Linked DNA regions of Homo sapiens: region 1 is linked to region 2. Evidence: read pairs that join two places in POLR2A ChIA-PET (ENCODE). Cell type or tissue: PC-9. All regions are shown on one strand. Links, peaks and the distances in the headings refer to the core of each region. The heading gives the core; the rest is flanking DNA. Region 1 overlaps YBX1 (Y-box binding protein 1). Region 2 overlaps CCDC30 (coiled-coil domain containing 30).

Region 1 (11,033 bases), core at 583-4,582, 130 kb before region 2:
GTTCACTCCAAATCTCAGCTATATCCATTACAGGATCACTCATGCATTTCCATTGCAGAGGAGACAGGACAATCAACGAATCTGAGGCCAATTAAGTGAAGCTGCCCAGAACTGCAGTCTCCCTGATACACCACTAAGACCTGAGCAGCCAAAGTCCCAAGAAACAACTACATGTTGAAACCACTTCCAAAAAAATGAAAGCATATTGGTGGCACCTTGTGAATCAGTACAACTGGGTGAGTTGAGTCAAATAATTGATCTCATCTGTCATCTAAACTGTCACATAGTTTTCATACCTTTCAGATATAGCCAACTATCAATTACCTGCAGTCATAGGGGATAGCAGAATTATGGATAATTAAAATCCCAACTCTTTATTTTTATCAACATCTCCACCCCTGCCCCAACCCCAACCCTTAAGGGTTGCCAACAGGCAACAAGACCGAGAAACTTTGCTGTCTCTTGTTCCTAAGTCTACACATTCTTTTGAACATGCAGAAGGGGAGTAAGGAACAGTTGAGCTGTGTTCTTCCAAACAAGAATACCAATTTTATAAAACATCTACTTTAAAACAACATTTTGTCTGAAGTAGTCCTGTATTTATTTACATTTAGAATTTAAATGATTCCATAATTACATTTGACCCTGAACTACCTGATTGGGTTTGGGTGTACTAGAAATTGATATAGCTTCCTCCTTGTCATCAAATACTGTGTAGGACACTTCAGTGAGCTACAAAGCACCAACCTATGACAGCCCTTCCTATGAAACATGCTGCCATAAAAGCTAGTATCTAATTAAATGTGAGTATGGATATTAACTTTTAGGTCTTTTGATTTCTGGATTATAGTACAAAAAAGTAGTTATGGTCTCTAATTTTAATACAAGTTGACAATATTTCAAAAGCCTTAGTGAGAAAACTGATAGCACAAACATATTTTTTCCTACTCATTTCGTATCTGTGAGGATAAGTACATTCAATGTAGCCTACAGCATATCTAAATTTGAAGTATTAACATACACTTGGCAGTGGTTTACATTAGTAATAATCTTAATTCCTGAATGTGCAAACATTTTCCCTAAATGATACTTAGGGAGAAAGTTCACTATGCAGTACTCATCAGTACTCATCCTATGTTAACAGTTTTCTCTTCCCAAATCACTGGAAGCCAATCTAAAAATTATTTAATGAGCAGCTGCCAACCTTGTCACACTTCCCCCCACTTAACCTTAAACTAGTGAAATTTTTTCATTTTCCAAGCCAGCCAAAACTCTCCAAAGGTTTAAAAAAAAAAAAAACCCAATACCCATTCAAAGTGATTTAAAGTAAGCAGAAGGCTCTTTATGCTACTTTTCAAGTACTCACTTCAATTACTATGTTTTGCAGGTCTGTCTTATTTACCCTTGATTATGGAGATTTGTCCCTACAGGTACACCTAAAAGCCTTTGAAAACTTCTTGCCAAAGTTTCTGTGTATTTATAGCAACATTATTTGTTCAACTTTAGAATCATGGAATAATCTGTTCATCTGAAATTAGGTATAAATATTTAATGCAGTGAGTTTGACTCAACATTTGAGAAAGCCACAGCTGTTGACAAAATTCCAATTTGAAATGTCTAGGATAATTAAGTCAACTCTAACACATTTCCACGTATACATTTTTAAGCATGCTACTACTCCTGTCGTAAGTAAATAAACTGGTGGTTGGACTTAACCTTTTATAAGGAACAAAAGCTGAGAACATATCTAACCTTTTCTTCTTACAATCCTTGAATCAGAAGTGCAAATATCTACACAAGCACTCACCTGGTGTACAAATACATCTTCCTTGGTGTCATTCCTGCAAGACAGAACCAAGTTGAACAAGTTAGAAAATGAAATAAATCTCATGTTGTCAAAGATTAATTTTCCCAGAGACTCTCTGGCTGCCAATTAGGTACCAGGAAATTTGGCAAAAATCAAAAAACACAAGCCACCATGCTCTCTGCTTTCAAGACTTCAGCAGTTGCAAACAGTTGTAGCCTCATTACCCGTAAGATAGGCAAAAAAAAAAAAAAGTCTAAGAAATTAAAGTGTGACCTACTGAGCCATAATTAAGAGGGTAGCAATGACTAGCAAAATATATTCTGCCCCTCCTTATCCTATTAAACATTAACTGTTCTAGCACACCCTCCTCTTACCTCTAGAGCATGGTTACCAACAGAAGTAGTAGTTACATTCTCACCTTATCCTGCATCTCCCAACTACCAACTTTCCTTGAGATCATAAAAATGAGAACCCCCCTCCCCACCAACAGAATGTATAACGCAAAGAGTGAAACCTAATGGGAACTGTGACCTTTGGGTGATAAGGTATGTTTGAATGTAAGAAAAGCCCAGTTATAAAAGCTACTCCACAAGTCCAGACAAGGACTGATGAAGGTTTAGACCACGGAGCCATGTATAAAAAGACATTTGAGATCTCTTTTTGAGGCAAAATGAGAAACTTTGTGGATGACTGGATGTCAGAAGCGAGGGGGTAGAGAATAATCTCACTTTTTAGCCTGGATATTGGGATTAAGGTGATAACACGAGGAGCAAGAATCACCACTGGAGAAGGAAACGGATTTCCAGGCCTGCAGTGGCCTGCCTCACCCTCTTTACTCCGTCAGGTCAGAGTGAGAAAAAGCTCAGTAGTAGCTCTAGCGTTTAATGACAAAGGGAACAAAGGTTACAATGAACTGGACAAACTGGCTTACTGACTGTTAGCTTCTTGCTGAACTGGGGGCAACATATGCATCAAAGGATCCACATAAAATTAACTTTAAATCTGACCTGTAAATTATAGCTTGGATTATTATAAGAACATTTTTAATTGATGGGAACAGGATAATTAAAAAAACAGAACAGGTAAACTGTAAAAGCGACTTAAGGCAAGTGACTGAAAACTGACCTTTCAAGCTAGATGATTAGGATTGCCTAGGGAAATGATGGCTGTACCTAATGTCCATCTGTCCATAACTCCATAGGCACCACAAAAACAGATTACAGCCATCATTTATTAGTTCTGCTCTCCAATATGACTGAATTTCAAACTCTAAGGCTCTAAGGGGAAATACAATAAAAAACTGGTAGAGTAAGAAAGGCAAATACAGGCAAAGTCTAGAATAGTGATTTTCAACAGGGGCAATACTTCCCCTGGCAGGGTATTTAAAGTTTTTCCAGTCCGGGTGCAGTGGCTCACGCCTGCAATCCCAGCACTTTGGGAGGCCAAGAGTTCAAGATCAGCCTGGCCAACATCGTGAAACCTCGTCTCTACTAAAATTACAAAAAATTAGCCAGGCGTGGCTGTGTGTGCCTATAGTCCCAGCTACTCTGGGGGGTGAGGCAGGAGAATTGCTTGAAGCTAGGAGGCGGAGGTTACAGTGAGCTGCTGCACTCCAGCCTGGGCAACAGAGTGAGATTCCATCTCAAAAAAAATAAAAAAATAAAATTTTTTTCCAAAGATAGGGAGCACTATCTGCATTAATGGAAGTGGTGGGTGTTAGTTGCTAGAAGACTATGTAAAGATTTGGTATAGAAAGTAAATTTGTTTATTGTTATCTGAGTCATGTATGTATTTCTGTACTGTTTTAATACGCATTAAATTCACTAAAAATGCAGCTTCTGTGGAGAATTTTTCATTACTGATAATGCTACTCATGGTATCTGGGTAATACATCATTTCTTTATCAATCCATTTTGTGGTGGCTCTGACTGTTTGTTATGCCTTCTAATGTAGTTACAACAGGTATTCACATATCAATATCATCATACCCGGCAATAAAAATAATTAAAAGTAGTTACGTGGCGAGACCCTATATCTATAAAAAATAAAAAATTAGCCGGGCCTCCATTCAAGTCCCGGAAATGAGGGTGCAGTGAGCTATAATCATGCCACTGTACTCCATCCTGCGCAACAGAGCAAGACCCTGTCTCTGCACAGAGAAAGCACAAGGCTGCCATTACACACAGGGTAATGTCACTCCTGCAAAGACAGGGAGGTGTTTTGTGGGTACATAGATAGATATGTGAAACTAACACAGTTCACTGACCAGTGTCATGACAGTAAAAACAGTATTGCAAAAGGAATACTTAGCCAGGGCCTCAAGCTCAAGGTATTTACTGAAAACGTCCTCAATTGCAATAAAAACATTATACCATTAAAAAGAGTGATTTGTTGAACCAGTGATTTAAATGTATTGATCTGCTTTGAATTTGCAACCAGCCAGAATCTCTAGTTTAAACTGGCAGTTATAACAAAAGAGACCCTCAAATATTAGACAGCTGCAGTGCAGCTTTCTGGGTGCAGGTGTCACTCTCTGCCAGCCATCACTATTCTTTTCTGTTCAGTTTTTCTCTCAGGTGTTTGCTGGGAAATTAACACTGGAACTGACCCTTTTCCGGCAGTGAATGTAAGCTCTAGCTCCCCCATCTACTAGAAAGAAATGTCTTCAAGATGTAGAAATAAGGAATATTCTGAAAATAAAAATTATACAGTAGTAAAGATAATTCAGAAAGAAAAAGCTACCTGTTAGAATTTCCAGTCTAAATGGCACAGGGTAGTTAGGGAGAAAAGGGGTTGGAGAAAGAGAAACTATGACTAAAGATGAGAGGTATGAACAAGCTGTCAAGTTCCTATGGGCTAAAGCTGGGGCAATCAGGCCCTGAACTCCAAAGCTGGATAAAGTCTTTCTTTCTATTCTTCTTGGCCACCTGCACAGTCTGACACATACATATGTACAATTAGATTTGCAGGTCACAGGAGTGCCCTGCATTGTTTTAACTAGAAATAAAAAGTATTAGTCTAAATGTGGTTCTGGTGCCCTGTATATATGTAACAATATAGGACCCCCAAAATAGATTTTGCTTCTGGTGAATCTTATTCATTGGGTTAGTGTATGACTGTCTATAATATTTTCCATTTGTATTATTACATTGGGAAAAACATTTTTATCACTTTCTATTGTTAAGAAAATGGAAAACTTAAATATGGTGTTAAAAATGGAAATATATGTGATATTTGCATTATTAAACCCCTTTGCAGATCTTAAAAAAAAAAAAAGAAAAGAAAAAGAAATAACAGTACTCAATTTTTTTTTGAGATGGAGTCTCACTTTGTTGCCTAGGCTGGAGTGCAGTAGCGATCTTGGCTCACTGCAACCTCTGCCTTCGGGGTTCAAGTTCTTGCACTTCAGCCATGAGTAGCTGGGATTACAGGTATGCACCACCACGCCCTGCTAGATTTTTAGTCTTGACTCAACTATTAACAGCTGTGTAACCTAGGAAAGCTGCCTCATTGGCTTTTTTACCTGCAAAATGAGAAAAACTACACTAAACACTTAATAACTTACATTACTAAGGTAGGTACTCAAATCTTTTTAGTATTTATTGGGCATTTACTATTCACTAATACTAGCCAGATTTCTAAATTAAAATCTAATTGCTACCACTCCTATACTATGGCCTATCCAGATTGGTAAGGGTCTTAAAAATAGACAAAATGCAACTCAAAATGGGAAAACAAAGGCAAAAAAATTTAACTTCCCTGGAAAACTTTTTAGTAAGTCAAAAGACAATTACAGCTTGCCAGATAATTCTCCATGCCACAGGAACTAGGAATTCTAGCATTTGCTTTTCATGGCCCAATCCATCCAAACTCCCGGACTCTACTCCAGCATGTTCACCATGTTTGACCCCCCTCCCACTCCTTTTAAAACATAACTATCTTTATCCTAGCTGTATATCTACATAAAAAATAAGCTAAATTTTAGAAAACTTTTTTGCCAATCCACAGTATTGCCTTAAATAAGACTTATTATACATAAATTTATCCGTAACTAAATGCTCTTATACTACTACTTTGTTGCAGATCACCAGACCACACTAGTCTAACACCTTAATTCACGTAACTGCATACACTAATTTACAATCCTGTGGTTATAAAAACTCCAGGATTTACCATCTATATGCTCCATAACCTAAAGCAACCAGATACCAATTTCCAAGCCTTGTAGATGACTGTAAGATAATAATGTCCACTTATCTTTGTATTTCTTCTCTATTAAACACCCTTCACACCCAACAGACTCACTTCTGTTTCCCACATATTGTCTATGATTCTGCCTTCGGACAAACTGTATGTTTCCAAGGGCTAAGACTGGAGGGTAGCAAACTCAGCAACTGCAGCCCCAGGACTAGGGGGACAGGAAGGTAATACAGTGTATCCTTGAATAACTCAGTATCTATGAGGGTGGATAGAAGTTTGAGGTGCCAACCTGCTGCACAGTTGAAATCTGCCTGTAACTTTTGACTCTTCCAAAATTTAATGGCTTACTCGTGACTGGAAAGCCTTACTGGTAACATAAATCCTTAACACATTTTCTGTCTTATATGTATTATATACTGTATTCTTGCAATAAAGCTACAGAAAAGAAAATGCTAAGAAAGTTGTAAGAGAAAATACATGTACAGTACTGCACTTATCGATACGGTAAGTGTACATCTGTCTGAAAGGTAATTCCAGCTGTAGACCTCATCTATAGCACATATCGAGCAACTGAACTTTTTCTTACAATGCCATGACTTTTCTCAGCATCACTAGCGCCACTTTGCATGGGTCCCATGGTGCTATTGAAGACTTACAGTATTGCACTAAACCACAATACCTGTGTACTACAAGTTCTTTTTACTGACATGCAATTTACTGGAGAGATAAACTGTTCATGTGAAGATGATTAGCGTCACATGGCATTTTAAGGGGCTCACTGCAGTAGCAATAGGCAGTGGCTACATATTATAATAGTACAATATTACTACAGTGAATGTCGTGCAGTTATGATTTAATGCTGCCTGAATCTTTATGTTTGTTTACATTTCTCAACTGCAAATGGCTGTATTAACTTTCTAATGCATTTGTGTACATTTTATGGTAGTAAATAATAAAACAGACTAGTATCTACAACATACTCAACTTTTCCTTATTTTGGGGGATACTTCTTGGCTATGTGGTTCATCTGAAGTTTTCAGGTTGTTGCAAATCTCCAAACATTTTTCCAATATATTTATCAAAAAAAATCTGTGTGTAAGTGGACTTGTGTGGTTCAAACTCACATTGTTCACGAGTCAAACTGGATACTAGTTCTCTATCCTAGATTTCAAGAGTAAAGGATTGTACTTTGGGAGGACACAGGGAGTGGGACCTACTAGTATTCTCCAAGTCACGTATCAGTGACTTGGTGAACACGGATGACTTCTTGCCAGCTTAAGATCAATGGTTAATATAACCAGCATACAAATCTCTCCTAATGTCTCCTGCATACATGTCATTGATGTTTGTCTTTAGGGTTCCAGTTTGGAACCTTCGACATCTCTCCCTTAGCAGCACCTGCAGAAAAGTCTTTAAACCTTCCCTAGTGCCAAAACATTTTGTCAGTTATGTTACGGTCTACCCATGACTTATGTGGCTTAGCAATGGATCTACTGTGATCAAGTTAAGATCAGTGTGACTTTAACAGCCCAAGAGATTTTTGGTAATGACATCCTTCCAAAGGTTTACACTTCTATTAAGAACCACACATTTGGGAGGCTGAAGCTGGAAGATCACTTGAGCCCAGGAGTGCAAGACCCATATGGGCAACACAGAGAGACTCCACTTCAAACAACCAACAACCACACAGTAAGTACTTTACACCGCCACCTTTAAAAAAGAAAAAAAAATCACCCTTTAGAGGCCGGGCGCAGTGGCTCACACCTGTAATCCCAGCACTTTGGGAGGCCTAGGCGGGTGGATCACCTGAGGTCAGGAGCTTGAGACCAGCCTGGCCAACATGGAGAAACCCTGTTTCCACTAAAAATACAAAATTAGCCTGTGTGGTGGCGGGCGCCTGTAATCCCAGCTACTCGGGAGGCTGAGGCAGGAGAATCGCTTGAACCTGGGAGGCGGAGTTGCAGTGAGCCAAGATCGTGCCATTGCACTCCAGCCTGGGTGACAAGAGTGAAACTCCATCTCAAGAAAAATCACCCTTTAAAAAGGCAATATTCAGTCTTACCTTGCAGGCCATACAAAAAAAAAAGATTAAGGGAGATAAGGTGCAACATTCTCTCCTTTAATTCTTCACCTCCCAGTATCAGGAATTAAGCAAGTCCTTTTATTTGTATAGCTGACCTACATGCTAAACTAGAACTTTTAACAATCCCAAACTTCACAAAGTAGATAGTGAAAGGCAGAAAACTTTTCAAATCCAGGACCTAGCAAGTCAGCAGACAAGAGCCCCAGTGACATACTTGGATCATTTAAGAGTCTTTCAACGGCTAAAAATAATCACCCTAAGAAATTATCTGTAACTATGTGGACAACAACCAAATTGAAAATGGCTAGGGTCTATTTCAGAGACAGCATAAGAGCAGTTGGTGAACACTAACTCCAGAGTCAAAAAACAGTTCCAATCCTGCCACTTATCACCTATGCTTATGGGGACAAGTAACAACTCCTTTGTGCCTCAGAATGACAGTACCTACGCCTCAAAGGTTTTTAAAGATTAAGTAAATTGGCTCATTTTAAGCACTTACTATAGACCCTAGTATAAATACTTGTTAGCTGTATCTATTTTCACCAACATGTGTTGGAAGTCACCTATCAGTTATGTACATATGGAATCCCCACAAGGGAGCCCCCACCCCAAAGGGAGACTAAACCTGATAGGCGTGACTAAAGAGAGATAGCCAAACCTTTCCCTGGCTTGGTTTATTACATCTTCCTAGACCATGGGTAATAAACTCAAATGCATACACAGAGGCCAGGCGTGAAGGCTGTCGTAAAAAAAGTATACCCCACCTAAATGTGGTGACAATATGGCCAGGTGGTTTTTACTTATGTGGAAATACAGGCCCCCAAAGCCAGCTAAAGTTCAGATCTTAAAAATATAATAATCTGGATTACTTGGTGTTATCTCCTGAATTATAAATGTTAGTAATTAATCCCAATTCCTTTAAAAAATACTGTACTGTCTAATCAAAGCATCTGGGAGTAGTTTTAGCCAGAAGGTCACAAATTTGTGACCTCTGCTCCAAATTCTTTCACCTCAAAACATTAAGAATTATTAATTTAAACATTTTAAGTACTCTGGAAACAGAAAAATATTCCTATTCTGGTCACTATAAACTGTTGCCAATTCATGGTAATCTTTGGTGAATATGGATCAATACTCAACCACTAACAAAATTCAACAGTAATCTGGGGGGAGCTAATAAACCCCTCTAGTCACATTCTCCGATTATGTTTTGTAGACACAGTTCACAAAAGAATAACTCAATGAATTTCTTAGAATTTCTAGATTACACAGTCTAACAAAATAAAGCCAAAACTTCTGCTATTTTTAAAAGCTCTATGCTCATGTTACTTAGCACCTTCTTCACAATATAACCATCAGGGAGAAGCCCTTTCATGAATTAATTCTAACAAGGTTGTAACAATTCATCAGGTGGTAATTCAGGCTGGAATAAACACATTTACAATGAAATTATGTCTTTAAAGGCAGAAAATTTACATACAATATTGTAATTATAAAAATTCCTTACAATCCTAGCATATATAATCCAGCGCATCCAAAAACCCCAATTAAAAGTCGTCACAATAGTCATCCCGAACACTGCACCCTCTCCTTTATACAGAAAACAGCACGTTATGTGTCAGTCTGTCTCCCTCCCTCATAAGAGACAGGTGCCTCCAGCCAAGTCTATTTGTTCCACTACACGAACTACATATAGAACCAACTGCTAGCTTCCAAAGTGATTTCTTTTATCACATACATTTTCCTTAATTAAAGCAAATCTTCCCTGTATTTAATTGGAGTCAGATTTTACAGCATCTTATTAAAAAAGTCCCAGAATCATTAAAACCAGTTCAGAAGCATAAAGAACATTTTAACCAGTTAATTTGACAAAATAATTGAGGTTAGGATAGTCCAAACAAAGGACCATCAAAAGCCAATTCATAACTTGCCCTGGAGGATGACCAATTGAGTTGATTCCAATTCAGAATAGAGATATTCAATGAACAGTATCTCATGGACTAAATACTTAAAAAATGTAAAGATATTACTCTTATTCTGGACAAAACTGTTGATTTCAAAAAATGTCATAACCTATGCCTACTTAAAAAAAATGCAGCGAAACAAGGCACATGCTAAAACTTCTTCAACACATACAAAACCTGCAATCTATCCGCTGAAAAGGCTGCAAATTTGCACACCAGAGTTACCATTACATTGGGTCAAGGGTTAAAAGCAGTGATTTTGAAGGTATGGCCCGAAGACCATTATCATTCCTGTTAAAAATGTACCCAGACCTAATGAATCCAAGGCTCAGAAGGAGGAACTCACCACTTACATCACACCCTCCCAAGGTAAGCACACTTAAATTTGAAAACCACTGGTTTAAGGGTTAGACTAGTAACGATAATCAGAGTAAGACAGAAATACAAACTAAAACACTAGAAAGTTCAGAGAGATCAGTTAAAAAGCTATCAGTATGCCAATTATATATAAGCATTCCCTTCCTTCTTGCTAGTAAGCCATTATCAAAAAATTAATGAAAAACGTAGTTTCGGCCAGCCAGGAAAGCAAACAGTATATAACAAGATGGAAAATCCTAAGATTTTGGAAGAAACAAAATATTTTCCCACAATTGCAAAAGTAGAGAATAGATCACCAAATGCTTATCTCTTACTCTGAGTGTTTCCACAATACTCTATGATTGATTAATGAACAGTTTTTCATCAGGCAATGATTCTGTCCTTAAGCTTGATTTTGCCCATTTGTTGTCCATTCCACATTGTTCTTTTAATCATCTGCTTAGGTCTTCTACAGTAAGCAAGCAAGACAATGCTGAGATGGCACTAAGTACCATACCTGTGAGGCCAAGATTGCTACTGGCATACCCAGTGCTCTGCACCCATGTAACTAGCACTACTAGCCTTGGCAGCCATCTTGAAAATGATGCCCGGCTTACAAGGG
Region 2 (11,033 bases), core at 3,596-7,595:
TTAAAATGACAGAAACCCCAAATAAATATGAACAAAATCTTGAACAAGCACTTCACAAAACAGAAATTCAAATGCCAATTAAATGTATAAAAAGCTGCTCAACCTTGTTTGCAAACAGGCAAATGCACACTAAAACCACAAGGAACTACTGCTATACACGTATACTAGGTTTGCAAAAATTTTAACGTCTGACAGTTCCAAGAGTTGGTGAGGATGTAGAGCAATGGGAACCTTCAGACACTGTTGGTGGAAGACTTTAGAAGGAGTTGAAGTAATACATATTCTATGATAAAATAATTCCACTCCCAATCTCTTCCTAGAGGAATGTGTACTTATGGACATCAGGATACATGTGCATGAGTGTTCATTGCAGCACTCTTTAAAAAGTAGAAACCTTACTCAGTTCTATTCATATATCTTGCTACTCAAGAAAGAATCTGAAATTCATTGACTGAACATATCTGAAATAATGTGCTGTTAAACCCTCTGTTCAAAGGCAAAGTTCTTTCAATAAAAGCTGCTCAAGTGTGTAGAGTGCTTAGCTTATGAAACCTCATTTCCTCATTTTTCGTTAATTTTTGAAGACCAGAAATGCCATTTCCAAAAATGTTAGTGGACACATAAAAATGGTCAAACGCTTTGTTAAACACAATGAAATGAGTGTATGTAGAAGTAAAGAAATTAAACCCTAAGAGCAAATGCCTTGATATCATTGGTGGATCAATGTAGGTCAACAGGAAAAAATGTAATACGCTTATCTCATTGATATTACCAAAAAGAAATTCTCAATCAAGTTTTAATAAACTTCCTATTTTTCTAGTAAAAACCCATTTCCCACCTTGCCATTCTAAACCAGCTCACCTTCTGGTTCATTTTTTTTTTTCATTTTCTCATTTTATTTTGGAGGGTTGGTATAACTTTTGAAATTTCAATGATAAGAACAAATCTATTAGCTGTTGACTTCTTCTAAAAAGGCACTCCAGCCTTTTAGAAAGCCTAGAAGTTTCATTTTTCAAGAACAATCTTACTATGAAAAAAGTAAGACACAGACAATGAATAGATAAGAAACAAATCAAAGAAAAAGAAGAAATCAAGTGTTCTGGAATATTTGGTAAATTGAATTTGTTCAAAATTAAGAAACCTAAACATCTCATTGTAAACAGAAAGGGTACATACAAGTCCTTTCATAATATATTGTCTATTTACTCCACAGGCCAAGAAAGGTAAAGGCCTCTTGGGCCTGTGATCAAAGAGTCAACACTTAAGGTTTTGGCGATGCTGGTAATGATGAAATAAGACAACACTGGGGCAAACACTGTTATGGCCAATGACCTATGCATCCAAGGCAGCTTCTTCAGCTTCAAGTTGGGACAGTCGAGCACCAAGAAGAGGATCTACATCAGCGTCTTGGTACTGGTGGTGACAAAGCAGCAATCTGCCTGAGGCTCTGCAAGCCTACAACATTCTTTTTAACATCCCCAAGCTGGAAACACGTAAAATGTCCATAAGCCACAGAAAAAATAAATAAAGTATGGCATTTTCTTACAATAGAATACTATATTGTAAAGAAAATGAATAAATAATGGCTATACACTATAACAGGAATGAATCTTGCAGACAAAGTTATCATAAGGCAGACACAAGGTATAAATACTGATTATATTTTTGAAATATAATTTTGAAAAATAGGGAAAACAACTATATTGTATGAGATTCATAAATAGTTGATAAAACTATAAAGTAAAGCAAGAGAGTTATTACCAAAATTAGCAGTTACTACTAATTTTGGGTGGTAAGGTGATGGGATTATGATGGGGACAAGGTGTGCAGGGGCCACTAGTGTGCTGGCATTGTTCTATTTCTTCTCCTGGGTAGTGTTTAGTTGTCTATTTACTTTATGACTACTAGGTAAACTGTATGTTTTATGCATTTTCTAAGTGTTATATTTTATAACAAAATGATTTAAAAGCAATAAGTTAGTATTTTGGTTTCTTTTTCTTTTTTTTAAAGAAAAAGTGATATTTTAATGTTTATTTAATTTTTTTTTTGAGACAGGGCCTCACTCTATTACCCAGGCTGGAGTGCAGTGGTGTGATCATAGCTCACTGCAGCTTCAAATCCCTGGGCTCAAGCAATCCTCCTGCCTTGGCCTCCCAAAGCCCTAGGATTGTAGGCTTGAGCCACTGCACCAAGCCACTATTTTTATTTATTTTTAAATTTTTAAATAATTAATTTATTTTAGTTTTAAATTATACTTTAAGTTCTGGGATACATGTGCAGAACACGCAGGTTTGTTACATAGGTATACATGTGCCACGGTAGTTTGCTGCACCCATCAACCTGTCATCTACATTGGGTATTTCTCCTAATGCTATCCCTCCCCTTGTCCCCCACCCACTGACAGGCCCTGGTGTGTAATGTTCCGCTCCCTGTGTCCATGTGTTCTCATTGTTCAGCTCCCACTTATGAGTGAGAACACGCAGTGTTTGGTTTTCTGTTCCTGTTTTAGTTTGCTGAGAATGATGGTTTCCAGCTTCATCCATGTCCCTGCAAAGGACATGAACTCATTCTTTTTTATGGCTGCATATTATTCCACGGTGTATATGTGCCACATTTTCTTTATCCAGTCTATCATTGATGGGCATTTGGGTTGGTTCCAAGTCTTTGCTATTGTGAATAGTGCTGCAATAAACATACATGTGCATGTGTCTTTATAGTAGAATGATTTATAATCCTTTGGCTGTATAGCCAGTAATGGGATTGCTGGGTCAAATTGTATTTCTGGTTCTAGATCCTCAGGAATAGCCACACTGTCTGCCACAATGGTTGAACTAGTTTACACTCCCACCAACAGTGTAAAAGCGTTCCTATTTCACCACATCCTCGCCAGCATCTGTTGTTTCCTGACTTTTTAATGATCGCCATTCTAACTGGCATGAGATGGTATCTCATTGTGGTTTTGATTTGCATTTCTCTAATGACCAGCGATGATGAGCTTTTTTTCATATGTTTGCTGGCTGCATAAATGTCTTCTTTTGAGAAGCGTCTGTTCATATCCTTCACCCACTTTTTGATGGGGTTGTTTTTTTCTTCTAAATGTGTTTAAGTTCCTTGTAGATTCTGGATATTAGCCCTTTGCCAGATGGACAGATTGCAAAAATTTTCTCCCATTCTGTAGGTTCCCTGTTCATTCTGATGATAGTTTCTTTTGCTGTGCGGAAACTCTTTAGTTTAAAAAATACGGAACGCTTCACAAATTTGCGTGTCATCCTTGCACAGGGGCCATGCTAATCTTCTCTGTATCATTCCAGTTTTAGTATATGTGCTGCTAAAGTGAGCATGTGTTTTTGTTTCTTAGTCTCATAAGTATGCCTAACATTAGCTAGATACTCAAGTTTGATAATTTGAATGGATTTTTTTTTTTTTTTTTTGAGACAGATTCTCACTCTGTCGCCCAGACTGGATTGCAGTGGCCCGATCATGGCTCACTGCAACCTCTGCCTCCTGGATTCAAGCAATTCTCATGCCTCAGCCTCCCGAGTAGCTGGGACTACAGGCGTGTGCTACCATGCCCGGCTAACTCTTTTTTTTTTTTTTTGGACTTTTAGTAGAGATGGGGTTTCGCCATGTTAGCCAGGCTGGTCTCAAACTCGTGAGCACTTTAAGTGATCTGCTCACCTCAGCCCCACAAAGTGCTACGATTATAGGTGTCAGCCACTGCACCTGGCCTTGAGTGGATTTTTAAAAGTGAGTCCTAAGTTTGTAAAGCTGAGGTTCCAAAATGACCCAAATTGAGGAGGGGTGTAATATGGCAAGATGTCTATAAAGGAAAGAGAGAAACAAACTTGACAAGTTCTGACTCTATAATTTGTTAGCTTTGCAATCTTGAACAGTTTCCTCATCCATAAAGTGCTGACCCTTTAGGGTTGTGAGGCTGTTCGTAAGAGATAAAGTAGACAGGCAGTGCCCGGTGGCTCACACCTGTAATCCCAGCACTTTGGGAAGCTAAGCCGGAAGGATCACCTGAGGTCAGGAGTTCGAGATCAGCCTGGCCAACATGGTGAAACCCTGCCTCTACTAAAAATACAAAAATTAGCTGGGCGTGGTGACATGCGCCTATAATCCCAGCAACTCAGGAAGCTGAGGCAGGAGAATCTCTTGAACCTGGGAGGTGGAGGTTGCAGTGAGCAGAGATCATGCCACTGCACTTCAGCATGGGTGACAGAGCGAGACTCCATCTCAGAAACAAACAAACAAAAAGAGATAAAGTGGACAAACTCTCAATAAAGGATACTCATCATATATAACTTTCATAGGTGCCTGGCCAAAGGAGCTAATCAAGAGGCTGATGTCTTATTTCTAAATGGCCAATAATTTATCTCACCATGGAGATTAAAATAGACAAAAAAAATTCTCTCTCTCTTTTTTTTTAAATTTACTGCATGCTCTTTACAAACAGTGAAAAATAAAAATCTTCTCTTGTTACCAAGCTATCATTTATCCATCCCTGAAAGACTGTTCATTAATCCAATAAATATTTATAGGGTACCAATCATATGTAAGGCATTATAATCTGTGTAGTTCTGGCCATTGTTCCTTAAGAAATATGTAGTATTGTTAGAATATGTCCCGAGTTGGAGAGTTAAAATGATCTAAGAAATGTCCTTGAAGGGAAAGTGAAAGACTGTCTTATAAGAACATGTGATAAAGATTTAGAATTTAATTTAAAACTACAAAGGCTTGAAGGAATATGATCAGTCTTCAAAAACTCATGAAGGGTGAGGACAGGGAAGAGGTTTATTCAAATAATCCCGGAATACGAGAACTCCCTTAGAAGGCCTTCCTTGAAGTTTGGGATAAACGGATATTTGTTTTCCTCTATATCTCCCCTACTAGACTGTGAGCTCTTGAAAAGTAGGGACCTTTCTTATCCATGTTTATGTCACTTTTCAAATAAGATCATTTTATCCTGCTATACCAGGTGTGGGCAAACTTTTCTCATAAAGGGCCAGGTAGTAAATATTTTAGACTTTGTGGGTCATATGGTTTCATCACAACTATCAAATCTGTTGCTGTAGCACAAAAGCAGTCATAATATATAAACAGACAGATATGGCTGCCAATAAAACTTTATTTATAAAAACAGAAGGCAGACAGAATTTGACCTACATGCCAAAGTTTGCTGACCCCTGCACCATGGGGATAAGGATTTTTGTGCCTACCATTAAACTCTCAGTGTGTCTACAAGATTGCATATGAATATTGAATGTTGAATTTTAGAACCTTCAATAGAGGCTTATAGAAACTAAGTCCTTAATGTATATTTACAGAATTGAACCATAATTAAGAGGAAGTACTATTTTACACGGAGGTTAATTTTAAACATTTATGTGGTCCATAAAATTTAGTTGAATCTGTGTATGGCAGTTCTACATAGATTATTTTTAAACAAGCTTTTGGGGGATGTTGCCTTAACTATTTCATGCTGTTGTATTAGGAAGAACAACTTTGTTCTCCCACGAATTGTACCTTGGTGCAGTTGAGATCTGACTGAACCAATAATAATGGATACATCTAATAGGGATAAATAAGTCTAGTGATACACAGGGCAGGACAACCAGGGTTTAGGGCTCGGGTCACTGAAGTTTAGTAAGTACTAAAAATTTTAGATAGTGTTTTCAGAAGATTATGTAATTTAATGCCTTTTTCTATTTACAGGTTGATAATACACACATTCTTACTTAGCAGGGAAAAGTTAAAGGAGGAAGTTACCAGATAGCTCACATTGTCCACATATTTGTGGATCCTATCATGAATTATCAAGTAGAGGAACTTAGATTCGTTTATTCCCAGGGCCAACTGAAACCCTTCCATAAAGCATTTGCCCACAAGAGTTACCTTAATGTTTTCTTCCTGAAGTAAGCTATTATGTTGCTTTAAGTCCAAGTTCTGCCCTCGTTCATATCGAAGCTCATTTTCAGCTGAGTTGCATAGAATCTGGAGCCGGTGCAAATTCTGGTGAAGTTGTTGTACTTCCCCTTGCTGGTTGTATTTTAGTTTTTCTCCAGATGATGGATGCTAAAGCAAACATTTTAAAAGAGAAACACAGACAATTGGAAAGAATATTGGTAAAACATGGGTTCAAGTTGTCAGAACCGGAATTGTCAGAATGTGATTATTCACATGTAAATGTTTTTGGAGTTAGCTTATCTACAGCAAACTACTCTTTTACATTTATGGATAGTTGATACATGTTCATATAATACATGTTATATTAGAGTGAAAATAACAATAAAATTATGTTAACAAAAGCAGTTAGGCACAGACAACTTACCTTATTTTTCATATCAATGATAGAAGCACAGACAATTTTAGGGTAAAACACATTTAAAATGGGAAGTTCAAAGAGTCCATATGTTAAGAAGTAGAGTGTGAATGTGTGTGTGTGTGTGTGTGTCTGTGTGGTGTCTGTTGGCAAAAAGAAAGAGGAAATTTAGTAAGAGACCTTAAGTTTCTAGCCTTCCTCATCACTTTCTTTTATTTCCCGATGATTCTTCTCCCATAAACACACTCCCATAAAACACATTCTTTCAAGGATGAATAGTATTACATTGTGTACACACACACACACACATCACTTCTGCAGATATCTCTTTGACATACTGGTTTCATATCCCTTGGATATATACCTGGAAGCGGAATTGCTAGATCATATGGGTAGCTCTATTTTTAATTTTTTGAGGAACCTCCATACTGTTTTCCATATTGGTTGTACTAATTTACATTCCCACCCACAGTGTCGAAGTGTTCTATTTTCTCCACATCCTTGCCAACACTTACCTTTTGTCTTTTTGATAAAAGCCATTCTAATAGGTGTGAGGTGATATTTCATTGTGGTTTTAATTTGCATTTCCCTAATAATTCACGACGCTGAACATTTTTTCACATACCTGTTGGCCTTTTGCACATCTTCTTTTGAGAATGTCTATTTGCATCCTTTGCCTATTTTTAAATTGGATTATTTGTTTTCTTGCTATTGAGTTGTTTGAGTTTCTTATATATTTTGGGTATTAACCCCTTATCAGACGTATGATCCATAAATATTTTTGCCCATTCTGTAGGTTGTCTTTTTACTCTGTTGATTGTTTCCCTTGCTGTGCAGAAGCTTTTTAACTTGACGCAACCCCATTTGTCTATTTTTGCTTTTAGAGTCACATCCAAAAAATCTTTGCCAAGAAAAATGTGAAACATTTTCCATAAGTGTCAATCAATGGATGAATGGAAAAGAAAATATAGTATACACACACAACACAAACACACATACAATGCAAAACTGTTCAGCCTTTAAAAAGACAGAAATCCTGTCATTTGTCACAACATGAATGAACTTGGAGGGCATTATGCTAAGTGAAATAAGCCAGGCGCAGAAAGACAAATACTGCATGATCTCACTTATACGTGGACTCTGAAAAAGTTGAACTCATAAAGTTGAACTCACAGAAGCAGCAAGTAGAATGGTGGTTGAGAGGCTGGGGAGGGGAGGCATGGAATGGGAAGATGCTGGTCAAAGGGTGCAAAGTTTCAGATAGACAGGATAAATTCTGGATATGTACATAGTGACTATACTTAATGTGTTGTATACTTGAAAATTGTTAAAAGAGTAGAGCTTAAATGTTCTCACCACAAAAAAGTATGTGAGATGATACATATGTAACTTAGCTTGATTTAATCATTTCACAATGTACACATAAATCAAAACATCAGGTTGTACATCACAAACATACAACATTTGTCAATAATCCTGAATAGGCTGGGCGTGGTGGCTCACGCCTGTAATGCTAGCACTTTGGGAGGTCAGGAGTTCAAGACCAGCCTGGTCAACATGGCGAAACCCTTAGCTGGGTGTGATGGTGCGCACCTGTAGTCCCAGCTACTTGGGAGGCTGAGGCATGAGAATTGCTTGAACCCAGGAAGTGGAGGTTGCAGTGAGCCAAGATCATGCCATTGCACTTCAGCCTGAGTGACAGAGACTCTGTCTCAAAAAAAACAAAAATCCTGAATAAAGCTGTAAAAAAAGCACATGTATCAAACACCAGCAATACACTTTCCTATCAGGCTTCTTCAGTGAAATAAGAGAATAGTCATTTGGATTTTCTACAAAGGTAGGCACAAGTAGTATGCTGAATAGATAAAGAATTCAATCTTATACAATTCAATAGATAAGATATTCTTAGAGTTTCCTTAGTCCTGGTCCAGTATGCTCCTGTCTACAACTTTCTAAAAAGCCCATGTCATTATTTTAGTTTTATCTTGCTTATGTCCCTAAAGTAACACAGAAGCCCTCAAGTCCTGTTAACTCTTCAATTCCTATTTTGGTTTAGCTAGAAAGGCAATCTAAACACAATATGCTTTTCTTAGAGCTGCAAGATCCCTAGGAAAAAAAAATCTTCAATGGGTTATAATGTAATTATGAAGAAGCCTCACTTTTTTTTTTTTTGAGATGGAGTCTCGCTTTGTCGCCCAGGCTGGAGTGCAGTGGTGCGATCTCAGCTCACCACAACCTCCGCCTCCTGGGTTCAAGCAATTCTCCTGCCTCAGCCTCTTGAGTAGCTGGGATTACAGGTGCGTGCCACCATGCCCAGCTAATGTTTGTATTTTTAGTAGAGACGGGGTTTCACCATGTTGGTCAGGCTGGTCTCCAACTTCTGAAGGTGATCCACCCGCCTTGGCCTCCCAAAGTGCTGGGATTACAGGCGTGAGCCAGCGCGCCCAGCCACTTTTTAAAAAAATTTCTTCTAAAAAAAACCAGGATACATAGTCAGAATGTGCAGGTTTGTTACATAGATATACGTGTGCCATGGTGGCTTGCTGCACGTATTGACCCATCCTCTAAGTTCCCTCCCCTCACCCCCTACCCCCAACAGGCCCTGGTGTATGTTGTTCCCCTCTCTGTGTCGATGTATTCTCAATGTTCAACTCCCACTTATGAGTGAGAGAACATGTAGTGTTTGGTTTTCCGTTCCTGTGTTAGTTTGCTGAGGATGATGGCTTTCAGCTTCATCCATGTCCCTGCAAAGGACATGATATCATTCCTTTTTATGGCTGCAAAGTATTCCATGGTGTATATATACCACATTTCCTTTATCCAATCTATCACTGATGGGCATTTGAGTTGGTTCCATGTCTTTGCTATTGTAAATAGTGCTGCAATAAACATATGTGTGCATGTGTCTTTACAGTAGAATGATTTATATTTCTTTGGGTATATACCCAGTAATGGGATTGCTGGGTCAAACTGTATTTCTGGTTCTAGATCCTTGAGGAATCACCATGCTGTCTTCCACAATGGTTGAACTAATTTACATTCCCACCAACAATGTAAAAGCATTCCTATTTCTCCACAGCCTCGTCAGCATCTATTGTTTCCTGACTTTTTAATAATCGCCATTCTGACTGGCATGAGATGGTATCTCATTGTGGTTTTGATTTGCATTTCTCTGATGATCAGTGATGTTGAGCTTTTCTTCATATGTTTGTTGGCCACGTAAATGTCTTCTTTTGAGAAGTGTCTGTTCATATCCTTCACCCACTTTTTGATGGGGTTGTTTTTTTCTTGTAAATATGTTTAAGTTCCTTGTAGATTCTAGATATTAGACCTTTGTCAGATAGGTAGATGGCAAAATTTTTCCCCCATTCTCTAGGTTGCCTGTTCACTCTAATGATAGTTTCTTTTGCTGTGCAGAAGCTCTTTAGTTTAATTAGATCTCATTTTGTCAATTTTGGCTTTTGTTGCAATTGCTTTTGGCGTTTTTGTCATGAAGTCTTTGCCCATGGCTATGTCCTGAATAGTATTGCCTAGGTTTTCTTCTAGGGTTATTGTGGTTTTGAGTTTTACATTTAAGTCTTTAATCCATCTTGAGTTAATTTTTGTTTAAGGTGTCAGGAAGGGGTCCAGTTTCATTTTTCTGCATATGGCTAGCCAGTTTTCCCAGCACCATTTACTGAATAGGAGAGCCTTTCCCCATTGCTTGTTTTTGTCAGGTTTGTCGAAGATAAGATGGTTGTAGATGTGTGGTGTTATTTCTGAGGTCTCTGTTCTGCTCCATTGGTCTATATGTCTGTTTTGGTACCACTACCATGCTGTTTTGGTTAATGTAGCCTTGTAGTATAGTTTGAAGTCAGGTAGTGTGATGCCTCCAGCTTTGTTCTTTTTGCTTAGGATTGTCTTGGCTATATGGGGTCTTCTTTGATTCCATATGAAATTTAAAATAGTTTTTTCTAATTCTGTGAAGAATGTCATGGTAGTTTGATGGGAATAGCATTGCATCTATAAATTACTTTGGTCAGTATGGCCATTTTCCTGATATTGATTCTTCCTATCCATTAGGATGTTAGGATGGAACATTTTTCCATTTGTTTGTGTCCTCTCCTATTTCCTTGAGCAGTGGTTTGTAGTTCTCCTTGAAGAGGTCCTTCACATCCCTTGTTAGCTGTATTCCTAGGTATTCTCTTTGTAGCAATTGTGAGTGGGAGTTCATTCATGATTTGATTCTCTGCTTGCCTATTGTTGGTGTAAAGGAATACTTGTGGTTTTTGCACATTGATTTTGTATGCTGAGACTTTGCTGAAGTTGCTTATCAGTTCAAGAAGTTTTTGGGCTGAGATGATGGGTTTTTCTAAATATAAAATCATGTCATCTACAGAGACAACTTGACTTCCTCTCTTCCTATTTGAATACCCTTTATTTCTTTCTTTTGCCTGACTGCCCTGGTCAGAACTTCCAATACTATATTGAATAGGTATGGTGAGAGAGGGCATCCTTGTCTTGCACTGGTTTTCAAAGGGAATGCTTCCAGCTTTTGCCCATTCAATATGATATTGGCTATGAGTTTGTCATAAATAGTTCTTTATTATTTTGAGATATGTTCCATCAATACCTAGGTTATTTAGAGTTTTTAACATGAAGGGATGTTGAATTTTATCAAAGGCCTTTTCTGCATCTATTGAGATAACCATGTGTTTTTGTCTTTGGT

What was found. ChIA-PET counts read pairs that join two places held together with the same protein. Peaks named below come from ENCODE experiments on the same cell type or tissue, not always from the same donor. Only the 100,000 strongest peaks of a DNase experiment are listed, where the experiment ranks them.
Region 1: POLR2A ChIA-PET joins it to region 2 with 7 read pairs; 4 of 35 experiments call an interaction of 5 or more read pairs at or near these places.

Annotation. Positions count from the first base shown.
Region 1 is chr1:42,684,298-42,695,330 of GRCh38, reverse strand. It overlaps YBX1 (Y-box binding protein 1), which reads right to left. Exons shown (of 8, transcript NM_004559.5): 3 at 1,808-1,841. Among named protein-coding and RNA genes, the nearest start is that of YBX1, 7.4 kb to the right of the region's middle. RefSeq lists a silencer at 4,621-4,670. In PC-9, for the core only: a CTCF peak has its summit at 4,323; a DNase peak (open chromatin) is centred at 2,690; H3K4me3 peaks cover 1,193 bases; H3K27ac peaks cover 2,552 bases.
Region 2 is chr1:42,561,341-42,572,373 of GRCh38, reverse strand. CCDC30 (coiled-coil domain containing 30) reads right to left here. Exons shown (of 21, transcript NM_001395517.1): 11 at 5,899-6,078. It overlaps LOC124904162 (a long non-coding RNA gene), which reads left to right. Exons shown (of 2, transcript XR_007066034.1): 2 at 1,214-1,553. It also overlaps the pseudogene RNU6-536P. Among named protein-coding and RNA genes, the nearest start is that of PPIH, 92 kb to the left of the region's middle. In PC-9, for the core only: no CTCF peak of the experiment used is centred there; no DNase peak of the experiment used is centred there.